Linked DNA regions of Homo sapiens: region 1 is linked to region 2. Evidence: read pairs that join two places in POLR2A ChIA-PET (ENCODE). Cell type or tissue: CD4-positive, alpha-beta T cell. All regions are shown on one strand. Each heading gives the region's core, and the rest is flanking DNA. Links, peaks and the distances in the headings are about the cores only.

What was found. Peaks named below come from ENCODE experiments on the same cell type or tissue, not always from the same donor. Only the 100,000 strongest peaks of a DNase experiment are listed, where the experiment ranks them.
Region 1: POLR2A ChIA-PET joins it to region 2 with 6 read pairs; 3 of 35 experiments call an interaction of 5 or more read pairs at or near these places.

What each region holds. Positions count from the first base shown.
Region 1 is chr6:14,918,564-14,923,937 of GRCh38, forward strand. All of the region lies in intron 2 of LOC105374945 (a long non-coding RNA gene), which reads right to left. Among named protein-coding and RNA genes, the nearest start is that of JARID2-DT, 320 kb to the right of the region's middle. In CD4-positive, alpha-beta T cell, for the core only: no CTCF peak of the experiment used is centred there; DNase peaks (open chromatin) are centred at 2,698, 3,508 and 3,898; H3K27ac peaks cover 618 bases.
Region 2 is chr6:14,782,141-14,787,514 of GRCh38, forward strand. No RefSeq gene overlaps it. Among named protein-coding and RNA genes, the nearest start is that of JARID2-DT, 460 kb to the right of the region's middle. RefSeq lists enhancers at 1,804-2,355, 2,356-2,907, 2,798-3,092, 2,908-3,459 and a silencer at 2,798-3,092. In CD4-positive, alpha-beta T cell, for the core only: no CTCF peak of the experiment used is centred there; a DNase peak (open chromatin) is centred at 2,861; H3K4me3 peaks cover 692 bases; H3K27ac peaks cover 415 bases.

The DNA of each region.
Region 1 (5,374 bases), core at 94-5,093, 140 kb after region 2:
CTGGAAGCTGCTCTGGGCACATTTACCTCTCTCCAACCCACCTCAAAGGACAGCGAATACTGGATCAGTCCCGAAGGGTCTGGCAGCAACAAAAGGTGTTGACTACTCCAATGAAAGGGCTACTTAGCCCAAGCGCTGTACACACAGAGGTGTTTCTCCCCCAGCTCCTGCTGGCCAGCACCGATGCCAGGTCAGGCCCTTCAAACAAGCCCATTATATCCCCAGGAAAGAGGCGGGGCAGGCCCAGGTGGGAAAGGGCCCATGTTTAGACATCCACAATTCATCAAGCCAAAGGGAAAGCAAAGAAAATATTTAAACGACCGCTAAACCAGGGCAGCTGGGCCAGGAGACAAACAGCTGAGGTGAGCTGAGGGATCTGAGGGGCTTTCTACACCCCAAGAGCTGCTGGAAGATTAACTTTCCTTTCCTGTCTTCCCTCCTTCAGAGTCCTGCCTCACTAACTGGCTCTGAGAGACCTTCTAGAAGCAGTTGTGCTGATCATATTAGGTTTGTACAAACCTCAGAGCTTGTGTGCACTGCAGAAAGGCCAATGATCTGAAGGTGAAAAACAGATTTAGGCCATTTTTACAGCACAGCCAGCTTCCATGGCTTCTATTTTATCTTCCAGAATGAACGTTCTTTTTTTTAATTAGATACTGGGGTCTCACTATGTTGGCCAGACTGGTTTTGATCTCCCAGACTCAAGCAATCCTCCCACCTCAGCCTCCCAAAGTCCTGGAGTGACAGGTGTGAGTCACCATGCCCAGACACATTCATATTTTAGTTTCTAAAGATCAGTGAACGTTTCAAATATCAAGATCCCTTTTAAGTCAAATAATATCCTCAACAATCACATGATAATAATTGTATTTTAATTTCCTTGGGTGGAGAAAGCACATGGCCACAAAAGGCCACTGTCAATTATGTAATTCTTTTATCATAAATATGTATGATTTCACAACAGTCTTTTCAGATATTTGAAAAACTTAGAAGAAGACAGCCGGGCGCAGTGGCTCACGCCTGTAATCCCGGCACTCTGGGAGGCTGAGGCAGGCGGATCACAAGGTCAGGAGATCGAGACCATGGTGAAACCCCGTCTCTACTAAAAATACAAAAAAATAAAAATAGCCGGGTGCGGTGGCGGGCGCCTGTAGTCCCAGCTACTCAGGAGGCTGAGTCAGGAGAATGGCGTTAACCCGGGAGGCGGAGCTTGCAGTGAACCGAGATTGCGCCACTGCACTCCAGCCTGGGCAACAGAGCAAGACTCCGTCTTGGAAAAAAGAAAAAGAAAAACTTGGTAGAAGACATTATTCTGGCTGGGTGCGGTGGCTCACGCCTATAATCCTAGCACTTTGGGAGGCTGAGGCAGGTGGATCACCTGATGTCAGGAGTTCGAGATCAGCCTGGCCAAGATGGTGAAACCCCATCTCTACTTAAAAATACAAAAATTGACTGGGCGTGGTGGTGCATGCCAGTAACCTCAGCTACTCAGGAGGCTGAGGCAGGAGAATTGCTGGAACCTGGGAGGCGGAGGTTGCCATGACACGAGATTACGCCACTGCACTCCAGCCTGGGCGACAGAGCAAGACTCCATCTCAAAAAAAAAAAAAAAAAAGACATTTTTTTTTGCCATCTTCCACCTTATGTCCCATCAATCATCAATGTCACCCTCTGTCCCCTTGTCCCTCTTTGAGGATTCAATCTCGGGTTATCCTAGGGCCAGGGCTCAGAAATCCCAAAATACATTGTCACAGCAGACAGAGGCTTGAGGAGGGGCTTAAGGGAGGGGAATATTGTCTCACCCACTAACAATCTCCACTTGCTGGCTCCCACCTCTCTTTCTAAAAGCAGAGACCAGAAGCACAGCAGACACCAGAGCTGGAAGGGCTGGAGGAGTCTGCCCAAATGCACATGGTTTCCCAATGCCCACACATGAGGCGACTGCTAAAAGTCCTCGGAGATGAGGTTTGGGTTTTCAATGTTATTTTCTCAAGAACAGAGTAACCAAGTGAAATCTGAGATTCTCCAGTTAGAAAACTAGGAATCACTTGTGATATTTGGGGGACAGCAGTTTGGAATCATCTACTGAAAAAACTAAAGCCTTGAGCTGGATGTTAGGCACCCTGGCAGGGTAAGAAAAGATAAAAAATCAATAAAAATTTAAAAGTTCTGGCCAGGCACAGTGGTTCACACCTGTAACCCCAGCACTTTGGAAGGCCAAGGCGGGCAGATCACTTGAGCTTAGGAGTTCGAGACCAGCCTGGCCAACACGGTGAAACCGTGTCTCTACTAACAATACAAAAATTAGCCAGGTGTGGTGGCATGTGCCTGTAATCCCAGCTCTCGAGAGGCTGAGGCATGAGAATCGTTTCAACCCTGGAGACAGAGGTTGCAGTCAGCCAAGATCGCACCACTGTACTCCAGGGTGGGTGACAGAGTGAGACTCCGTCTCAAAAAAAAAAAAAAAACCAAGCAATCTTTTTTACATCCACTAAATCAAATGTCAGCTATTGAAATAAAGCAGTTGACAATTCAGGCTTTTGTGCAGTCTTAAGCAGGCAATCAATTAATATTTAAAGAATGAATGAGAAAGAAGTAGCCATGGCTACTGCCCAGATGACAACATGGGGATGCCCAAGTTTCTCCCCACAGTCTCTGTTCCTCCCTGCGTCGGGGACACCAGGGCCTGGGACAAATTTGATCTGGAGGTTGACGCGCGTCAGGGCCACGCCCACGCTCACTTCCCATCTTTCACCCAGGCAGATCCCAAAGCACTTGTCGAGCCACGCTGATGGATGGGCCTGGAATGGCCTTGTTTGCTGCCAGGGTGAGGCGCAGCAGCTGTTTAACAGCCCTGTGAGTGACCCTGGTCAGCACTTTCAAGGCAGGAAGCACAGAAGAATAGAGTCCACTTAAAGCTACCACAAAAGCGGTGGGAGGAGGGACTTCCTCCCCTTGTAAACAGGCCAGCAGGCTGGTCACTCTAATTACACATGTACAAATGAGGGAGAAGGGGGAAGGGAGGATGAATGGAAGCAAAACTGCTCTCAAGCAACCCTAGCGTGGCCCCTCGTTGCCCTCGAAGACAATTGAAACCTGCGACCCCGTGCACCTTGAACACAGGACACGGTAAGGTAAAGTCTCCACCCTGGGGCTTATGTGACAACATCCCAGCCTTTGCTGGTTTCCAGCTTTAGGAACCTTCAAGGATTCCTTTGGTCATCCTCAGAGGCCTCGGCAGAGCCTAAATCCTCTTCCTAATCCCTGCTGCTGGATGCCCTACTCAACTATACCCTCTGCTCCATGTCACTGTTGAAAGAAGAGGTGAAAAAAAAAGGAAGCCAAATTCAAATGGACTCTCACTGCCTCCTTTGACAGATCTGACATTTGTTTAAACAGGGCTAGGATGGGAGGGTCCTGTGCAGAAATGCAGCTTCTGGTGCACATATTCTACTTCTCCCATTCATCTGCTCCTTAGGGCACTCGTGACCCTGGTGCCTTTTCTCAGTCGGTTTAGTGAAATCATGTAAGATACTGGCCTATCACGTGCTGTGGTTTCTGAAGCAAGTCCACATTTTGCAAGACCGGAAGCATCTACAGTTTTTAAAATGCGAAGCGTTTACAAAATTATAAGTACAGATTAGTTGTGAGAACTTGAAAGGGGTCCATACAAGTGAAGGGTCCCAAAGCGTGTTTCATTAGCTTCTTGGTAAATCTGCTGCTGAGCATAAGGATGTGCATGAACGCCCCTTCTCCTTGAGTTTCGGCTTTCTGACAAAGTCCAAGCAAACTGACCCAAATCCAAAGTGTGTTCTAGGGAACCACTCACACCGTAAATGAGTCAGGAGGAACCGCCCTCTGAGTATGTTTCTTCTTTATTTTGCTTCCTCCCTTCCACCTAAATGCTGCAGATATTTATTGAGTCTGAGCCGGGGACTGCAGGAAGCTATCGGGTCTGTGTTGCCTGGTTTGCAAATGAGTGCAGCCCTGCTAATGAGCTCCTGGCCGGAGCAGGCAGCCTACTCCTGAGTCACTCCCCCTGGCAGGCACTGGACCAGCCTGCATCCCATGCCCACTGAATGCACGCACCAAATTACAAAAGAAAAGTAACAGCAGCAGTCATCTGCCCTTTCCTTTATATGAGAGCTAAAACTCCTGACTGAGGGGCCCTGGAACTTCTCGACCCTTAGCCACACCACAGCATACTGGGGTAATTCAGGGAAAAGAGCATGGGCTTAGGCCCAAAGATTTACGTGCTCAGCGTTGGTACTAACTGTGTGATGTGAGCAAGTCAGGAGGTCGTTCTGGGCCTGGATTCCTTCACCTGTGAAATGGAGCTGCAGAACTGAGCATCTCTGAGATTTGCTGTAGCCTGTGAATTCACGAGATTCCCATCTTGGGACTGGCCCTATTTATCTGAGCCATCACATTCCTTATACAGTTGCCAAGGCCTGTGCCTCACCAGAGCCAGCCTCCCTGGCTCCCACTGCCCGATCACCCTTCTTGCCCCAAACAAGACCCCTAGCTGATCAAGTTGCAGACAACTTTGTAACGAAATGGAAAAACAGGTGTTAGTGCACCAATTTTTGAAAGGGCATATTGAGACATGCCAGAGAGGCAAGGATTAAAGAATAGGAAAGGAAGAAAAAAACCAAGAACACAACTTTTTTGAGGAACTTGTCTTAGTATAGCCATGATGGCAATGTACAAAAAAATAGGAACACAAACGATTCAACACACAAAGAGGTCAGTGCCATGGCTGAGAGGAGGTATCCCCAGACCTGCTCGAGGGGGGCTTACATCTACCCAGCCAGAGGGGCAGGCTCCTGAGAGGCCAGGCCAGCAAGGAAAGATGCCCAGGGCCCATACCCAGCTCCTCTCTTCTTTCCAAAAATACACCACGCTCAGGTTGTTCCCAAAGCTCCAGGACAAGTCTCCAATTGCCTCCAGATTCATACCTGTACTTAACCTCTGCCTCTTAAATCACAAAGGGAAGAAGGTAAGTTCCTGTTCATTTTTGCTCTAAGACTCTGAAGTTCATCTCCCCCAGCCTTAGTCCCTTTGTATCTCTTGGTCTCCTTTCCCCTCTTCCCCTCTATACCTGAATGGCTCCTTCTGCTTTATGACCCCAGTAGGATTGCGACCTTCCTTTCCCACAGCCAGGGACATGTAAAACTATCCCTGTCCCCCCCTCTCCTCTTCCATATTCTTCAATGCTTTTGGCTCTGTTCTCAGGCTCACTCCAGCTCTCCCTCTCTTCACCCCACCCACCCGTCTTAATGCAATTCCTTGCAGAGGATGCTTCTCGAGGTGTTTAATAAACAGCATAGGTCATGACCTTGTCCTGAGGCCCCTTGTGACTGAGGTTTGTACA
Region 2 (5,374 bases), core at 226-5,225:
CCTTCGATACAACATAGCGGTTACTTTAACAGGTGGAGCCATACCACATTCTTAGTGTTCTCAAGCCGACTTTATCAAACAAAAACTGCTCCCTGGGTAAGGGAAAAAGAAACAAAAAGAGCTCTTTTTCAGAGCAAGCAAATGTGCACATCCAAGTAGATAGATGGTGCCTAGAGCAGTGTAACAGAAGTCAAGTACTTACCATTGTCCTGCAAAATCATTTCAATGCAACTTGAGAGCAATATAGCAATCTGAAAGGAAAGGCTTTTAGCCAGCCGAGCTGGTTCAGGTTTCCAGTTTTCCTTTGATCCCATGATTCTAATTCTTGTTGTTTATCAGCACGGATGCTCACAGCTGATACACTTGACAAGTCTCTCTGGAAAACGTTATCACGTGTGTAGAGCTTTGGGTTCGAACTGGCTTGATGAACTGAAACTAAATCATTAGAAATGCCAGTGCTGGCCGAGCGCAGTGGCTCATGCCCGTAATCCCAACACTTTGGAAGGCCGTGGCAGGCTGACCATTCAGGAGATGGAGACCATCTTGCTTAATATGGTGCAAGCCCATCTCTACTAAAAATGTGTCCAGAATTGGTGGGTTCTTAGTCTCACTGACTTCTAGAATGAAGCCGCGGACCCTCGCAGTGAGCGTTACAGTTCTTAAAGGCGGCGTGTCCAGAGTTTGTTCCTTCTGACGTTCGGATGTGTTCGGAGTTTCTTTCTTTAGGCGGGTTCGTGGTCTCGCGGGATCAGGAGTGAAGCTGCAGACCTTCACGGTGAGTGTTACAGCTTTTAAAGTGGCGCGTCTGGAGTTGCTCATTTCTCACGGTGGGTTACATAATCTACACTGGCCTAAGAAGTGAAGTTGCAGACCTTTGCAGTGCGTGTTACAGCTCATAAACCGCAGTGTGGACCCAAACAACGAGCAGCAGCAAGATTTCTTAAAAAGAGCAATAGAAGAAAGCTACACTGTGGAAACACCTGCGAGCAGGTTGCCACTTCTGGCGCTGGCAGCCTGCTTTTATTGTCTTACCTGGCCCCACCCACATCTTGCTGATTGGTCCATTTTACAGATAGCTGATTGGTCCATTTTGACAGGGTGCTGATTGGTGCATTTATAATCCCTGAGCTAGACACAAAAGTTCTCCATGTCCCTCCCCTCCATGTCCCCACTAGATTAGCTAGATACAGAGTGTCGATTGGTGTATTTACAAACCCTGAGCTAGACACAGAGTGCTGATTGGTGCATTTACAAACCTTGAGCTAGACACAGAGTGCTGATTGGTGCATTTACAAACCTTGAGCCAGACACAGAGTGTCGATTGGTGCATTCACAATCCCTTAGCTAGACATAAAGATTCTCCAAGTCCCCGCCAGACTCAGGAACCCATCTGGCTTCACCCAGTGGATCCCACACCTGGGCCGCAGGTGGAGCTGCCTGCTAGTCCCGCGCCGTGCGCCCGCACTCTTCGGCCCTTGGGTGGTCGATGGGACTGGGCGCCGTGGAGCAGGGGGCGGCGCTCGTCGGGGAGGCTCTGGCTGTGCAGGAGCCCAGGGAGGTGTGCGGGGGGAGGCTCAGGCATGGCGGGCTGCAGGTCCCGAGCCCTGCCCCACGGGGAGGCAGCTAAGGCTCCGCGAGAAATCGAGCACAACAGCTGCTGGCCCAGGTGCTAAGCCCCTCACTACCCGGGGCTTGCGGGCCGGCCGGCTTGCCGTTCCGAGTGCGGGGCCACTGAGTCCACGCCCACCCGGAACTCGCGCCGGCCGGCAAGCACCTGGCGCAGCGTCGGTTCCTGCCCGCGCCTGTCCCTCCACACCTCCCTGCAAGCTCCTGCCTTGGCCAGCCCACAAAGGGGCTCCCACAGTGCAGCGGTGGGCTGAAGGGCTCCTCAAGCGCGGCCAGAGTAGGCGCCAAGGCCGAGGAGGCGCGGAGAGCGAGGGAGGGCTGCAAGGGCTGCCGGCACGCTGTCACCTCTCAAAAATACAAAAAAAAAAAATTAACCGGGCGTGGTGGCGGGCGCCTGCAGTCCCAACTAATCGGGAGGCCGAGGCAGGAGAATGGCGTGAACCCAGGATACGGAGCTTGCAGTGAGCCGAGATCGCGCCACTGCACTCCAGCCTGGGCGACAGAGAGAGACTCCGTCTCAAAAAAACAAAAAAAGGAAACAAAAGAAAAAAGAAATGCCAGTGCTAGAAAGAATGCACAAGATCATCTATTTCAGGCGGTCTCAAACTTGAGCCTGCAACAGCATTCCCTAAAGGGCTGGTTAAAACTACACAGATAGCTAGACCTCACCCAGCGTGGCCCATTCAGTAGGTCTCTGTTGGGGTTTAAGAATCTTGCATTTCTAACAACTTCCCTGAGAATGCTGTTCCAGGGACCACACTTTGAGAACTACTCTAATTTTATTGATGAAGATATTGAAACCCAGAGCATGTTAGTGATTCATGTAAGATCGCACACATTCTAGGTGACCAAACCCAAGTCTTAGGAGAATGTGGTGGTTGGGAAATAAAAAGCTATGAAGATTTTTTAACTAAAGCCCTTGGTATTAGTGCATCTTATCTGGTTTTTACAACTATCTGCCTTCTCTTTCCACCCAAGCCTGAGAAGTACTGCCAATTATGGTGTGGGGTTGTGACAGCAGCAGAGGAGGTGGGGGCGGGTACGGAGCATCCACAAAGCCCTGGATGTTCTTGCCGGTCTTAACACCCTATCTCCAAGCTCTCTGCACAGTTTTCAGGGCATAAGTCAGAACTGTGAGAACTAGCAAGGACTCAGCGAGAGCTTCTTACCCGTGCTTCACGACACATTAAAAGGCAAAAACGTGTTCCTGCAGATCAACCCGGAAGAGCCTGCTGCTTACCGGTTGGCGCCCAGTACCTACACGGCAATAGCTGCTGCAGCCTGACAAATTCGTTGAAACTCTCTGAAACACAAAGGAATCACCGCCAGCCTCCCTCTCCCATTGTAACCCTGCCATTGTGCAGGTTGTAGTCTGGGAGAATGATGGCCACAGCAATTGTAGGACTTTCAATGCTTTAAACAAATGGGGGAAGGGAGGAGAACTAAACAAAACTAAACAAAAGCAACCACAGGCCTGTTTACCAGAGAGAAGTCTTAATGGGTTGCAAGAGAAAGAGCAGGAAGTCTGTGCTTTCACTCTCATTTGTCTGCTCAGTGGTGAAGAGCCTGGAATGGACAAAGATTTGGGCTTGCCACCCTTGTTTTGTTGTTCAACCCTCCCTCTTTTTTATGAGGAATTTGATGGAGGAAGCCAAGTAAGTCATCAGTGGGGGCCCTTGCCATCATCAATGTCAGTTATTGAGTTGAGGGCGCATTGTTTAGGCATTAAGAATTCAGATGCCAAGTTTCTCTATTTATCATATCTAGGGCCCTGAAAGCTATGGACGACTCACACTATTAACTGATATTTGTTGTTTAGAGCAATCTAATCCTTACAAGATACTTTTTGGATGGACTGTCTCATGATGTATTATTACAAAAATGGAAATGCTTTGCAAGAAGCATAATTCTGAATGCCACCAAAAAATAGCGATAATCTTTCTGCCCATTGAACAGTTTTGTTCAATGAAGTGTCACAATTACACCACAGCTGTTAAACAAGTTGTGTTACTAGTTCTAGATTTGCTTCCATTCTCTTTAGAGCTACATAGGTATGTGATTTTTTTTCTCCTCTGGAGATTTTTGATCATGGTGTGACTTAAAGGGAGGGTTTATGCATTTTATTCCAATGAATCCCAGTTTTAGTTAACTAGCTGGTAGTTGAACAAGTCATATAATAACAATTTTCTTTCATCTTAATGCAGATTTTAAATAAAATATTCATAGCCTTTTTTTTTTAAATATATACAGAGGTTCACTCTGTCACCCAAGCTGGAGCGCAGTGGCACTATCAGAGCTCACTGCAGCTCAACCTCCCATGCCAAAACAATCCTCCCACTTCAACCTCCTGAGTAGCTGGAACTACCAGCATGCACCACCACACATGCCTAATTTTTCTTTTTAATTTTTTGTAGAGACAGGGTCTCACTATGTTGCCCAGGCTGCTCTCAAACTCCTGGGCTCAAGCGATCCTCCCAAAGTGCTGGGGTTATAGGCGTGATACACCATGCCCAACCCACATAGCATATTATTTAAAACAATTATCTACTTAATTTTGAGAGCAAGTTACTAACAGACAATCATAGCCATCTGACCACCAGCCTGAGCTACAGCTCATCTGACCTCCTATGGCCACAACTGAAAAGGCTGAAGGAATCAGCCAGAACTCCATCTACTCAACCCACAAAGGTCTTGTTTAGAAAGGTGTTACAAGCTAGGGCTTCCAAGGTTGGGAAGCGCAAATTCTCTTTACGTTGCCTTTAATTTTTTCTTAATAACCTAGTTCAGATTTTTGAAAAGTAGAGGCTCCCAGAACAGCAGAACACACCATGCTGAGCTAGCACCTCATGCTGTGCTATAAAGAGAGTTAACACCTCCCTCCAAAACTAAGTCCACTCTTGTGGTTTGCATTATTTCCCCTGCCCTCCCCACACCCAACTCCACACAGGTGCAACTCTGATGTAGTTTTAGGGTTCCCAGAGTCATCACCTCACCATCTAAGACTTGTGTTAAAATGCTCCCTGTAAAATTCTTTACACGTTGGTTTTTTAATTGCAGAAATGCCTGATTTACTCCCAAAGAATGTTTGAAGATCCTCAGGGCTGTGCAAAGATCCATCATTATCAACAATTGCTAAGGCAGCTTAACCCTTATGTAAAATATTATGCATACAAATGGCTTTATTTTGAACCAGTTCACACTATTAAAACTTGAGTCTGGTACAGGCTTCATCCCAAGGCTGTGCTCAATAACAGCACAGTAGCAAACACCTTGGCTATGTGTCTTCCTGTTTGGTTGGCTCATTTTATATCTTTGCACGTTTAAAAAGGCAATGGGAGTGCTAATTAAAATGCAATCATGCAGATAAATTATATCATGTTCCTAAAAGGTAAAATGAAAACCCTTTTTATTTCAAAATCCTTGTGATACCCAAGGCAAAACACACAGTGATCCTGAAAACAGAGAAAACCTTTCATGATTATTGCATGTTTAAAACCCAGATTTATTTCTAGATTTGTTTGCATATTGTTTATGGAATGTATAACACTTTAATTGTGAGTAATTTCTTGGGAGAGTCAAGACTTAGGGCTTTTAGTGCAAATGTTCAAGTTTCGGTAACTCTGAGTAATTTGTATTTTCTGCATTCTAGCTGTCAAATGGGGAGTACAATGCGTATCTTAAAGCCTACTCCAGTTCAGGGGTGAGGACAACCTCAAAACCCATGGTCAAGTTTCACTCAGCAGATTCT